Linked DNA regions of Homo sapiens: region 1 is linked to region 2. The links are chromatin contacts, found by Hi-C or POLR2A ChIA-PET in ENCODE. All regions are on one chromosome and are shown on one strand. The core of a region is the stretch at or near the end of the contact, and the rest is flanking DNA. Distances in the headings are between cores, read along the strand shown.

Evidence for each region. Hi-C counts contacts between places; a loop is a spot of excess contacts on that map. ChIA-PET counts read pairs that join two places held with the same protein, here RNA polymerase II (POLR2A). Pooled maps may share reads with other maps.
Region 1: a map of heart left ventricle shows a loop between it and region 2 (2.7-fold over the local background). The contact joins two enhancer-like sites. A Hi-C loop is called at or near these places in 9 of 168 maps with a recorded cell type or tissue (Right ventricle myocardium superior, cardiac septum, heart left ventricle and 3 more), 12 of 37 single-sample maps with no recorded cell type and 9 of 50 pooled maps. POLR2A ChIA-PET finds 5 or more read pairs at or near these places in 7 of 52 experiments (Caco-2, K562, MCF 10A and 4 more).

What each region holds. Positions count from the first base shown.
Region 1 is chr2:168,513,582-168,520,569 of GRCh38, reverse strand. All of the region lies in intron 1 of CERS6 (ceramide synthase 6), which reads right to left. Among named protein-coding and RNA genes, the nearest start is that of CERS6, 61 kb to the right of the region's middle. Within about 2 kb of position 1,556, at least 5 of the 41 ENCODE cell types and tissues checked have a DNase peak (open chromatin) inside an H3K27ac peak, as active enhancers do.
Region 2 is chr2:168,468,881-168,475,970 of GRCh38, reverse strand. All of the region lies in intron 1 of CERS6 (ceramide synthase 6), which reads right to left. LOC102724081 (a long non-coding RNA gene) reads left to right here. Exons shown (of 4, transcript XR_002959433.2): 1 at 1-7,090. Among named protein-coding and RNA genes, the nearest start is that of CERS6, 16 kb to the right of the region's middle. Within about 2 kb of position 4,975, at least 5 of the 41 ENCODE cell types and tissues checked have a DNase peak (open chromatin) inside an H3K27ac peak, as active enhancers do.

The DNA.
Region 1 (6,988 bases), core at 307-2,806, 48 kb before region 2:
TAAGAATTTAAACTATAAAGATCCTAGAAGAAAACCTAGGAAAAAGTCTTCTAAGACATTGGTCCAGGCAAATAATTTATGACTAAGTCTTCAAAAGCAAACGCAACAAAAATAAAAATTGACAAGTGGGATCTAATTAAACTAAAGAGCTTCTGCACAGCAAAAGAAACTATCAATAGAGTAAACAGACAACCTATAGAATGGGAGAAACTATTTGCAAACTATGCACGCAACAAAGGAGTAATATCCAGAATCTATAAGGAACTTAAACGAATCAACGAGAAAATAAAACAACCCTATTAAAAAGTGGGCAAAGGACATAAACAGACACTTCTCAAAAGACATACAAATGAGCAACAACAAACATATGAAAAATGTTCAACATCACTAATCATCAGAGAAATGCAAGTCAAAAACCACAGTGAGATAAGATCTCACACCAGACACAATGGCTATTATTAAAAAATCAAAAACTAACAGATGTTGGTGAGGTTGCAGAGCAAATGGAATGCTTATACACTATAGCTGGGGATGCAAATTAGTTTAGTCCATGTGAAAAGTGCCTGTGGAAAATTTCTCAAAGAACTAAAAATAGAATTATCATTTGACCCAGCAATCCTATAACTGGGTAAATACCCAAAAGAAAATAAATCATCTACCAAAAAGACACCTGCACTTGTATGTTCATCACAGCACTAGTCAAATAGCAAAGACAAATCAACCCAGATGCCCATCAACAGTGGATTAGAAAAAGAAAATATGGTATTAAAAGTAATGGCAAAATCCACAATTACTTTTGCACCAACCTAATACATATACACCATGGAATACTACACAGCCATAAAAAAAGAATGAAATCATGTCCTTTGCAGCAACGTTGATGTAGCTGGAGGGCATTATCCTAAGTGAACTGTCATGGAAACAGAAAACCAAATACTGCATGTTCTCAGAAAAGCAAATACTGCAAGTGAGAGCTAAACATTGGGTACGCACAAACACAAAGACGGGAACCATAAACACTGGGGGTTCCAAAAGGGGAAGGTGGGGAGGAGGGCAAGGGCTGAAAAATGACTTATCCAGTACTATGTTCATTACTTGGGTGACAGATCATTAGAAACCCAAACCTCAGCATCACACAATAGACCCATGCAACAAAACTGTACATGTATCCCTTGAATCTAAGATTTTAAAAAAATTTTTAAAAGAAAATTATATCATAAATGTCTATTGCTTTTTTATTTAAGACCACATCCCTTTAAAAAGGAATCTCCTACTCCCCAATATATTTTTCTATATATGGCAGAGTATTGCCAAGAACCAATATAATTTATGATATATGGTCAGGAAAACAATTTGAAAAATGCTACCAAGGCCAGCATTCTAAGGAATATCAACCAGCACCAAAACATTAACCCATATTTATGATGTACATAAAATTACTGTTCAATTAGTTAAAAATCCTTATTGCACACCTACAGCAGTGATCCTCAACACTGCTCCACAACACAATCTCCTGGAGGATTTTGAAACATATTATGACTCAACTCAAGTGGGACCGGGGCACTGACTTTGTCAGGAGCTCCCCGGGCAATTCCAGTGTGCAGCCAGGTTGGGAACTGCTGACTGTGCAAAATGCTAAGGAGGTGGGTGGGAGGAGGGCCACGGGGAACAAAGACACTTGGGAGAGATGCATAAAGGAGGAAGAGAATACCAACGGTCAGCCTCAGAGATGCACCCATCTGTTAACAGAGAAAGGCAACTTAGAAAGACATCAGCTCTGCAGGGAGAGAAACAGATCCATTTTCAATGTGTCAGTATTAGTGACAGCTGGAACTGTGGTGGCTGCAAAAAGACTAAGTGATCAGAGGCCCTACAGACACAGCTGTAGGAACACTAGGCAGAGAGGTATTGGTTGAAACCAAGGGATCACGTCAGAGAGCTTGGAGAGCTCTGTGTGAGTACCCAGAACTGAGCCTGGGAGACGCCAGTCATATAAGGGCAGGAAAAATTAGGGAGTGGGAGGAAGGAGAGGCAGGAGGCAGGAAGAGAAGAAGACAAACATATACATAGAGATTTCTAGCAAAGTATGGAGTAAGTCATTTAAGCATTAGCTATGAAATATTCAGAAATCCCATAGATTTCAAGAATCATTTCTTACACATAGGCAAAGCTATTTTCCTATGCTTGGGTGAAGTGCTTTAATGACTATCTTCCTATATAAGTAGTTCAAATACAATTTCAGAAGACACTGAGCCTATGCTACTGTTAAGAGAGGAATAAAAAAGTATTCCCCCACCTTCTAGGAATTTATAGAATTGCAAGTCCAAACAACCAAAAAACAGTTTATAATCAAATGTTAGGTTGTGTAGTAGAGCCAGCTCGATTTTACAGCACAGAGGAAGAAAAATACAACTTACTTTCAGATTTGGGCCCTAAACTAGATTCCCAATGAAAAATAAGTGAAAGATAACAACGTAAACAACAATGACTAAATTATGACACGTCCTTTAATGTCCTTTAAAACGGTTATGTATTTTCAAATCAACAACAGTCACTCACTGCAAAATTAGTCATGAGAAAAATCTCTGCTCTATCGCCATCATACACTATTGTGCCATTTCAATGATTAAGGGCACGCATCTTAATTTTTTCTCTAGTCTAAAAGGAATGTGCCATCTGTATATATCCGCCAAATAAAATATGAAAGGAATACTTTCCCCTCCAAAATTTTAGAGGTTGTCTTCCAACAAATAATCAAAAAGGGAGTAACCTCTTACACTCTCAGACCCCTGCAGTTTATTTTTATGGTTTTTTAAAATTAATTCCAGTTCCAAGAAAAAATTTTGCAGGATTTTTAAGTTAAAAAAGATAAGATGCCTGTGTCTCTTTTTTTCCATGGAAGTTGAGGCTACTTTTGCCCCACTAGCCAAAACCAAGAGGCATTAAAGGCTTCAATAGCCCTTTTAAAACAGTAGAGACAGCTTTAGTTCCACAACCACACCATCCACTTGTTTTTACTTTTTTTTTAATGTTTATTTTATTTTATTATTTATTTATTTATTTATTTATTTATTTTTTGAGGCAGTGTCTTGCTGTATCGCCCAGGCTGGAGTGCAGTGGCATGATCTCGGCTCACTGTGACCTCCGCTTCCTGGGTTCAAGCAATTCTCCTGCCTCAGCCTCCCAAATAGCTGGGATTACAGGCACGCCCCACAATGCCCAGCTAATTTTTGTATTTTTAGTAGAGGTGGGGTTTCTCCATGTTGTCCAGGCTGATGTCGAACTCCTGACTTCAGGTGATCCACCCAACTCTGCCTCCCAAAGTTTTGGGATTACAGGCATGAGCCACTGTGCCCGGCCTCTGCTTGTTTTTATAATCATCCTCCTGATCCCAACAGTACATCCTCCTAAGAGTAACCTTCCCTGAGAAAATAAACTGTTTCAACAAGAGACCCAGTTCTGGTCCATTTGGGCTCCTATAAGACTCTTCCAAATCAGGTGTTCCTCTTTTCTACAAATCATAAGATTTCCAGAGTCCAAACAACACCCATTAAACATTTGGCTCATTATCCTAACATTAATGAGGGGAGGAGAAAGCCTCAATGTATACTTTTTCTTGTCCATTTTAGGACAAAGCCCTATATTTGGACAGACTTGTGATCAAGAGTGCAAAACTAAAAGATGCCAGAATTCAACTGAATATAAAAAGAGACTTCCACAAGAATTGTTCAGAAACTAAATGGGCTGCTGTGACACAAAGAGGCAACATGTAGAAAGCATAAGAAAAGGTAGAGGCTTCACACATGGGCGGGTTTGGTTTTCAGTCCCAGCTCTTTCCAGGCCTAAGGTCACATATCAAATAACAACTCTTAGCTTACTTTATTTCTAATATGGGAATATTTACCGTAACAGCTCTGGGCTAGCCGCTCCGCCAAGAAACTTACACCTAGCAATTCATTTAATCCCCAAAATAACTGTAAAAGGCAGGTACTGACTACAACATTTCTCATTTTATCAATGAAGGCACTGTGGCACAGGGAGATTGAACAACTTGATTTCAAAGTCGTATGGCAAAGAAATATGGCACTGAGATTCATTTAGTCTTGCTCTAGAATCTGCTCCCTTAATCGCTATACACTCAAAAAATTGCAGCCACTATTGTAATTTATTATTACTGACATCAAATAACAATATTATTATTTATTATATGATATTACATAGTATATAAAATTGTTATTAAGCTGCCTGATTCTGGACATGTTCCAGCAGAAGTTGGAAACTCCCCTAAGTGATCTATAGGGTTCTGTTCTACTCTATGACTTGATTCCATGGTGGGTGAGTCTGGTTCTCTGAACTGCAGAGGAAGATGTTATGACATCTTAGCCCTGTGTTCTTCCCACAAGCTAGGCCCACCAATCCCATTTCCACGTGGCAAACCTCTAATCAAGGAAAATGTAAGTGGTTTTGAATATTCTGGAAACTACCTGCAAGAAGGAGACTAAAGTATTGAAAATGGAAGCCTTGGCCCATTGTTCCAAATTTCAAGATGGAGCTTAAGCTGTCAATACAAACATTTGCTGAATTCTGACATTCCACCTCCATTTGGAGAATGTCCAACAGAAAGGGTCTGAGTTCTTTCTTTTCCATTCTTTTATACTGCAAGGGACAGTCATCTCCATGAGCTGGTGCTTCTCAAAAAAGTCACCAGAGATAGGATCCCAGAAAGCTACAGAGTAGTGTCAGCTACAGTACAGACAATTTCTCCAACAAAATTGCCTCGTTACAGATTCTCTTCTTGGCACAACAAGTACTTTCAAAAATAGTAGCCCAATTTCACAAGCAAGTTGGAACCCACTGATCCTGACTTCTAAAATACCGCATTCCTTCTGTTGCTAGTAATGCTCAAAATATGCCTCTTAAAATTACTTGTCAAAGTCTCCTTTTAACAGGGCCAATTACTTTTCTCCTGAGACAAAAGCCTGAGAACCAGAAGCCTAGGAAAATGAATGGATCATGATCTTGCTGGCATGTTTAGCAATGAACTTAAAGTGGTCCCCACTTTCCACATCAATTCCCCTCCCCACTTGGTGATGAGAATTCAAATGTTCTCAAAGATTCTGGGCCAGGACCATCTTTAAAGTTTAAAGAATTTTCCTTTTTTTTTTTCCCACAGTGACTACATAGTTAAATTACCAAAATTACACTTAAGGAAAAGGTCAAAAGTTACTTTCTTAATTTACATGCCGGGCTTGGACATAGGGGATTAATTTGAGCAATCCAGTTATGTTTTTGTGTGTTAACATGTAACTGGCAAAAAATACATAATTGTTCATTCTTAATGATTAAATTGTGGAATATGTTCTCTTGCAATTCTTAAAATATAGACAACTGAACTATTCAGTAAAATAATTACATGAGTCCATGTTCATGGCAGTAACAATTTTAAAGGTTAAGGAGAAAGTCTAAAATACTAAAATCTCATTTTATTCCTATTATCTAGCTTCCAATATCAAAAACCAATTACAAAGAAATTATTTTCTCATTACACACATATGCATGTGTGGATACATACATTACTGGAACCCACTCATCATGGTGGAAGTTGCTCAGAACTAAGACCCAGGTGAGCTCTGATCTGTTTCAGATGGTGCTGCAAAGTCAGTCTTGTTATGCTGGCCGAGTGAACTATATGATTCAACTTCTTCAACTGTGAAAATAAGGTACTGGATGATCTCACAGGTCCCTTCTAATTCTATAGCCATTCTTGAAAGTTCTCTATCTTCACCAAAGAAATTAATTTCTACTGGAAATGGACTCATTTTCACTTTCTACTGCTCATTGCTCCTCTTTATCTGAGCAGTTGTTTTCTAAAGAAAAAACACCCCAAAGAAGTATGTCTAACCCAAGGGAGGCAGGTTCTTCTCTCTCGTCTATAACATCTGATTTAGTGGTTTGGAGGAGCACATTTGGCAAGCAATGAACTCTTGCTAATAAGTAAACCTTCCCCAAAGCCACTTGAATTTGCAATCATGTCCCATATTCTAAGGCTTAAAAAGGAAACCTTATGTAGTGTGTGGTGGGGAAGGTGGGGTCCCCCAGGACTGACAGCATGTATCTCACCTGTGCCTTTTTCTTGGCCCTATCCTGAATTACTTGTAATCAATAAATGGCTATTATAGATGGTTGGATCCAATTAAATCTAGGAAAAGCAAGCCATATTAGAGGTGAAGCTGACAGCAATGTAGAAGGAACAGAGACACACTAAGGAAGGGGGCTGGCATGAGGGAGCAGGTCTATCTTTCCAGCAGTACTCAGATGACTACACTTCTTTGGGAAATTTTTAAGGCCATGGGGAGCAAAGAAGGGTTTAAAATTTGGCCTGACAGACTCTGACTATTCGTAACTAAACTGTCAAAAAGCTTTCAGAAAAACATTTAATTTTTTCCAGACTCCTCAAATGAAATGGTCAAGAATGAAAATGGCAAATAACAACACCGTAAATTACTATCATTTATTTCCCTTTCCTCCATAATTTTTAGAAATTGTGCTTGAGCATAACAAGGTAGTGTCAAGCACAGGGTTTTTTTCACTTTGTATTTTGGGCATAACACTTCCTAGGGAGCAGCAGAATAGGGACGAAGAGAAGGCAAAGCTGAGGGGAGGTGGTGAGATTTGGAAGAATGACCTTTTCTCTCTCTCCCTAGCTCTGGTCCGGCTCCACCTCGCAACCAGTTCCAACAGCCTCAGGAGCAACAATAAAAGGGAAAACAGAGAGAGTAAGAGACAAAGAAAGGTAAGGAAGAGAAACCATTCCTTAAGTGTCAGCTGCTATAGTGATTTCTTCCCAAAGACTGTAGTATGGAAAGGGAGGCGGTGCTAACTTTCGAGCAGAGAAACCTGGCAAACACTGCATCAGCCAGGTGAGCGGGGTCAACATCCACGGTGGTATATGCCCTTGACATGATGGAGTGAGAATGGCATGTCACCT
Region 2 (7,090 bases), core at 3,726-6,225:
TGCCTTAGGCTTACCTAGCTAACAAAAACAGTGAGCCCGGACTTGCATGTGAGAGGGTAGTTGTATTCGACATTAACAAATGTCTGATTCTAAGCCTTGAAGCCACCATGTTGCAAGACCAAACACGACCCACAGAACACAAACACTACCACACTGGGGCAGGAGCCAATAATCTTGAGAAAGTTTGCCTGCTGTAACTAAGCCTAACAGCCTGACCTATGAGCCAATGTGCTTTATATCAATTTTCTAAAACCAAGAAATATTATTAAGAAACTAGCTACTTCTAGTAAACTTAACGGTTTCCCAATTCAAACCCTTGGATACAATTTCCATAAAATACCAATAAAAATATTATATATAATCACTCCTTTTTCACTAAACTATTACTGCTAGCCTTATTGTTTATACATCCATTAAATTTAATCATTGATTCTACCCTGTCATTTCACCAAATCCATACGCAGTAAGTTCTCTACCACTTTGAAGCTGTACATTTTTATGAGAAAAAATAAATCCCACGATATAAAATTGCTTTTCAAAAAGTTACTTTTAAAAAGCCATCCTAGAATGTCTTTATTCTTAGAGACAGTCTAGGATGGCTTTTTAAAGATCCGTGCTCAACTACTCATTGGTGATGCGTCATAATAGCTGCGATTTACTTTGCATGCTACAGAAAAAATATGATAAAATGTTAATAATCATTGAATTCTGGTGGCAAGAATATGAGTGTTCGTGGCACTTTTTTTTAGCTTTTCTCTATATTTGAACATTTTCATAAAAGTCAAAAAATGTTAATACATGCCATCCTATTGGTATAAAAAAATAACTTTTCCCAAGTAGACAAGCACGATGAGATAATATGATGACTAAAAGGTAGGGTGGGACAGGCAATCAACTGTACTGAAGAACAACGTAGTTCTAGATTTAAAGTCTTTTTGAGTTCTCAGTTCATAGTTGTTGCTGAATCTTGGTTACTTGTTGCTTGTTTACATGCTGAATGAAAATGTTTCTACCATCAGAATAGCTTAATCATAAGGTAATTCTTCTGATAATAAATTATTAGGAAGCCCCATACAAGGACAGATATTCTTCATTACTGATTTCTTGTTCAAGGTAACTTATGGTTGACTTTTATTTGTTGTAAAGGAATATAACACAACACTCACCATTCCTGTTAGCTAAGTAACCCTAAGGCAATGAGTTGGGAAGGGTGAAATATGTTTGTTAAATAAATGTTTGCAATAGATGTTGCAAAGTTCAAAGTATAAACTTGAATTTCTCACTGTATTTTATGATTATCATTCCCATTTCTTTAAAGAAAGAGTGGCAAAATGTCTTGTTATGGTATTATTAAATTTCCTTCCTAACCAGCATCCCAACCTTCTGTTCTTTGGAAAAGTCATCATGTTAAAATAGTTGTTTTCTTTATAGATTAAGTTTACCAAAATTACATTCTATTTGCTGCAGGATAAGTCATGGTTGGGAGGACACGAGGAATGCATTTCCTCATACTGCGTTGGTAGGGATGTCAATTGGTATAATTTTTCTTGAAAGGTTTTCAATGCATTTATCAAAATTTTAACTCTGCACATTCTCTGATCCAGCAATTCTACTTCTTTATGTCAGTTTAGGGAAAAACACCTAAATGCAAAAACACCTAAATGCAAAGAAGTCTGTATAGGAATGAAGTTACTGCATTGTTTCCTATAGCATTTATGGAAAAGCCGTTAAATCAACTAGGAAACACCCACATAACGGGATGCTGTGCCATCACATTAAAAAGAAAATGGCTCTACATTCACCAACATTGGAAAATCCCCAAGACATGGCCTTACGTGGAAAAAAGACAAATAAGTTTCAGAGCAAGACTCAGAATATACCATTCATATTTTCTTTTGTTTTTTTGAGAGACATGATCTTGCTGTGTTGATCAAGCTGGAGTACAGATTCACAGGTGCAATCATAGCTCACTGCAGCTTTCAACTCCTAGCCTCAAACAGTCCTCCTGCCTCAGCCTCTTGAGTAGCTGGGACTACAGGTGCGTGCCACCACACCTGGCATCATTCATGTTTTAAACAAACTTTATCTTTCCATATACATACATATGTAGACAAATCATTGAAAAAGGTCCAAAAGGACATGTATATCAACTACTAATACTGGACACATCAGGGAAGAAAGTGAGATAGAAGAAACAGTGAAAATGGAGAACTGGCTGTGTGTTTTTTTATTTTTTTATTTTTTTCGTGTATGGGGAGTTTCCTAATGAGACTATAGACATATCATTAGTAATTTTTAAAATAACTGTTAAATCAAGAGGTATCATATTCTAAATATTTCAAACACAATTTTGTAGCATTAATGTTAGATAATGAAACATTTTTTAATCCACAAATTAAAATTAATGCCCTAGAAACTAACAAACGGTTACTGCTGACACAATAATGCACTAAGATTTATTATATATTGTGTCATTACATTTCTAGGAAAACCGAAAAGAATTCAGAATTTCCATTTAAAAGTAGCCTGAAAAAACAATCATCTTAAACATGAATAATTTGGAAGAATGTTGTTGTGCCCTTTTTGTAGAGATACTAGGACTTAGTAAAGTGATTATAAAACTGAAAAAAATGCAAACAGAGATAGCAGCACAATAAAAGGGTAAATTTTTTTAAGATTACAGAAACATTAAGAACAAAAGAAAAAACTTAAACAAACATGAGTGAAAAGATACATGGTAGGCAGGTGTGAAAAAAATTAATAAAACCACATGGAAAAAACTAATAATATTAAAATGATTATAGACAAGATGATAGACATGAAAGGCAGACAAAGGAAATCTAACATATGTATAACTGATATTCCTGAAGAAGAGAAGGATAAAAGGAACAAAAGATAGATCCAAAGACAGAACAAAAAGCTTAAATAAGAAAAATTGAGATGAAAAGATACGTTTTTAAGGTGAGCATAATGTTTCAAATGCAAGCACTGCAAGTTTTAAAGACATTATTTGCAAAACAAAGTATTCCAATGTCACAAACCAATATTTTGTGTTCAAAATATCTGGTTTTTTCAAATCCAAAGTATCGGATACCTTTGTTTCCATTGTCTCAAATGACAAATTGAGTGAGACCATCTATATTCAAGGAACAAGATCCAGTTTGTCAACAAACTTATACACCTATCCTATTTAACATCCTTAATCTGTTTATCTTTTAAAAAGAAAAAGATGTAAAGATACTGTATTTTTGTCTCTTTACTAGCGCCTATCCTTATAAAACAGTATATTAATCAAATAAGGTGGAAAAGAAAATGGATGTTCTGACTATGGCCTTTCTCTTACTTTCTCACATTCTGACATCCTCTTCCCATTCCTTTTTCAGTAATTTCTTTATTAAATTCGATGGCCAAATACCAATCAGATTTTGTACATAAACACACACACACATATCTAAGCATGAGCACAGACTTAACACAAAGAAAGAAGGTTCTATTGGTAATGACAAGTACCAGAGCTTCTGTCGTCCTCTATAAGGAACCTACTATTCCTTAAGTGGAATAGTGAGTTTTGCTGCATAAATTAGGCCTTTCCTCTTCATACTGCAAACGGTTTTTAAAGCTTCTGGGGTACCAGTAATGTTCTGATCCTTGATCTCTGTTCTGATTAATGAACACATGGTGTATTCACTTTGCTGTGATAATTCAATGAGCTGTACAAGAAGGTATACTTTTATGCGTGTTTCAGTATGAATGCTATACAGGGAGAATAAAAAGTCTGCTTTAGAAAAAAATAGCATTTTTCTAACAATGCCATATGAACATTTGCTAAGCAAGTTTGAGTGCTGGGGTTTAGAGCTAATACCCACTAGGGTATAATGGTGACTGAATCAGCGTTTCTCCAAGATGGAATTTTAAGCCCAACTCAGGAATCTATGCTCCCTTTCATTGTGCACACATGGGTCAATCAGCGTCTGCACTCACACTCTCATCTACATCTCTCCCTCTCTCCACAGATTCGAACTGGGCCTCAGAAACAAAAAGACTATGTTCAACTTTACCTGCAAAGATAAGTGTAACCTCTTCTCAACACCCAAAATATATAATCATATACTATTTACTTACTTTGGCAGTTCTCATTCAGAGCAGCAGCCGGACTCTTAGATTGGCTTTTAAAGTAAGGTGGAAGTTTCTAGCAGCTAAGCGCATTCAATTTAGAAAAGCTTTAGACAATCTGAAAGGAAAGAAATTCCTTATATTTGACCCCTGAATAAAGAATTAGTTATTGGCTGGCAAGTGGAATGGCGATTGACGGAGAGAGCGGCTACCCAGGTCTGGTTCTGCTTTAAATGCAGTATTTTTGTCTCATCTTTAACTCTGAAAAAGGGGGAAACAGCTTACCAAAAAATAAACAGTTGTTTTAAATTGTGGAACCAAATAACTCAAATTTATTTCCTTTTTAGAAATCAGAAAAACAGCCTAAAACCATGACGTTATCTTTGAGAACAGAAAGAACATTTATTTTATGCTATTACATAGTTTTTAAATGCCAAAAAACTAAAAAGTAGTATGTAATAAATAACATTGAAAGTGTAGCAAAAGTTGAGGTGAAAGCTCTTATTATATATGCAAGTGGATTTGCCCCAAATTCATTATTACCCTGGGAAATGTGAGAACAACAGACCATCTGGTAACCAGGGCTCAGGGCCAAAAGGTAAAAGGGATCCCCTTCCCAATGAGGAGATTCCTTTTACCCAGGACATTTTTAAGACAGAGTAGGTTCTGGCAAAGAGGGGAAGGTAAGAAGATGTGAAAGCACTAGGCAAATAGGATTCAGCAGTCAAATAAGCGGTAAGCCATGGTCCTAAATTGGTTTACTTGCCTTCTGCCCAATCTTAGATGGCTTGACACTAACCAGGTGTGGACAGCCTGGGGCAGGGACATCACAAGTATTGACACTGGTAAGCCTGTTTAAAGCTTAGAGACCCACAGCTAACGCCTGCCTCTGAGCGAGGCAGCCTTGGGAGGAGCTGGAATTTCCTAGCACTGTTCTCATTAAACTCTAAGATATAGTTTACTGGCATGTTTATTTCAGGAGCCTCATTCTTTCAAATAAACTATACCTAATGCTAGCAAAAGTAAGCTTCACACATTGTAAAACTCAAAACTATGAACATAAAACACATACACAAAACCACTTGACTGCCTGAACCCTCCTTAGAAATCCTGTCTGGTTAACAACCACCACCTGCATATCTGTTTTTGTTCTCTCCCTAGTCCCTTTGCAATTCTGCAAGCAGCCATTTAAGTGTGGGAGCTTAACAAGCAAGACTTAACACACACTGGGTGAAGGCAGAAGGAAAACAAAAAAGTTTATGGTCTCAGTAACACAGGCATGCTAAGGATGAATTAGCACACCAGGAACTGACCCTGGCTATCTACAGACACAGTTCTGCCCTCAGAAGCTCCAACCCACACTTAATGGGGAGCCTTTTAATCACCTTTTTAAAAAGCCATGAAATGTGGCACAGGGACAGTGGGGGCAGGCAACACCCCTCAGTCACCAAGGAAGCTTCTTCCCACAAACACTCTAAGTCACCCTTAGGGCGAGACAGAGAAGCCATTTCTTATGGTGCAATCATAGTTCATTGCAGCCTGGACCTCCTGAGCTCAAGCGATCCTCCCATCTCAGCCTCTGGGGTAGCTGGGGCTCCAGGTGCATACCACCACGCCCAGCTAATTTTTTTTTTTTTTTTTTTTTGGTAGAGTTGGCAGGGTCTCACTAGGTTGCTCAGGTTGGTCTCAAACTCCCAGGCTCAAGCAGTCCTCCCAAAGTGCTGAGATTACAGGCATGAGTTACTGTCCTGACCTCAGGATGGGTTTAATAGGCTGAGCAGTCAGGTAGAGTGACCAGCTGTTTCAATTTTCCCTGAAATGGCATTTCCTGAGACAATCTCAAATCAGGATGAAATGGTTACTCTATAATGGCACTGCTAGGGTTCCAGGTCAGCCAGGCTCTGCCAGGACCTGAGTGAGTGGCAGAGCACAAGTCACTTCATTCATCTCTTTAGGCTGCGTATCTTCATATCCAAAGTGGGAGGTGGAGTAGTATTTTTATCTCTGCCAGTATTTCTCAAAGTGTGGTCTTCTGGTCACCTGTGCCATGAAACAGTGTCTGACAGTGGTATTGCAGTTGTGGGGGTGGGTAGGAACAGTGTACCCTGGTAGGGAGGAGTATTTTATCACTTCTATCAATTCTGTGTTAATAACTGGCTTCACATGGTGCCAATAAAAGACTAACTTTTAACCAATTTTTTTTAATTCTCTACAGCTAATACATCACCTTACTGCGTGTACCCAAAGCAGATCACTCCCACCATTCCCCACTTCAGGACACCACTGTTGTCTGACCCACAGTGGACTTGTAGATCTCTGAATCACTAAGTTTCAATTTCCATTTTCAGTAGAAAGTCTATGACCCTAAATGATGACTGAATTAAAACAGGGGCAATTTTTGGTAATTTGTCGTTATACAGCATTGTGGTTTCATCTTTGCCTTACTTCCTCATTTAATAGACAACCCACCACAAATGTCCCCTTTCATCACCCTAAGATGTCTCTAACAAAGCCTTAAGAAATGAGCAGGTTTGTTAAATTATTTACATGGCTAACTACTTACAAATTATATTTAAACTATGCAGAGCTGGAAAAGTGCCTATAGTTGAAAGCAGGTGCAAATTCCTTCTGAATTAATTTAGTCAGCCTAGGTTCGTCACATTCACACCAATGGAAGTTCCAATTTGGGGGTGCAGGTTTATTTCTCTTAAAGAAAAAAAATACATACATATATTATTTTCAGCTAATTTTGAATGTTTCCATTTTCATAAATGTGATCCCAATGTCACTAGACTGAATTTCTTTTTTCTTAAGGATCAAATTAAGATAATCCACTAGGCTTAAAATTCTGAAAGAAATCAATAAATGTCTGTCTTGAGGCTGTCCTATTTCTGGGAGGCTCTTATTAGGAAAAATGTTTCTGAGCTGTCTAAATATTAATGTACACCCTCAGCAAAGTGATTACATGAGTGTGAAG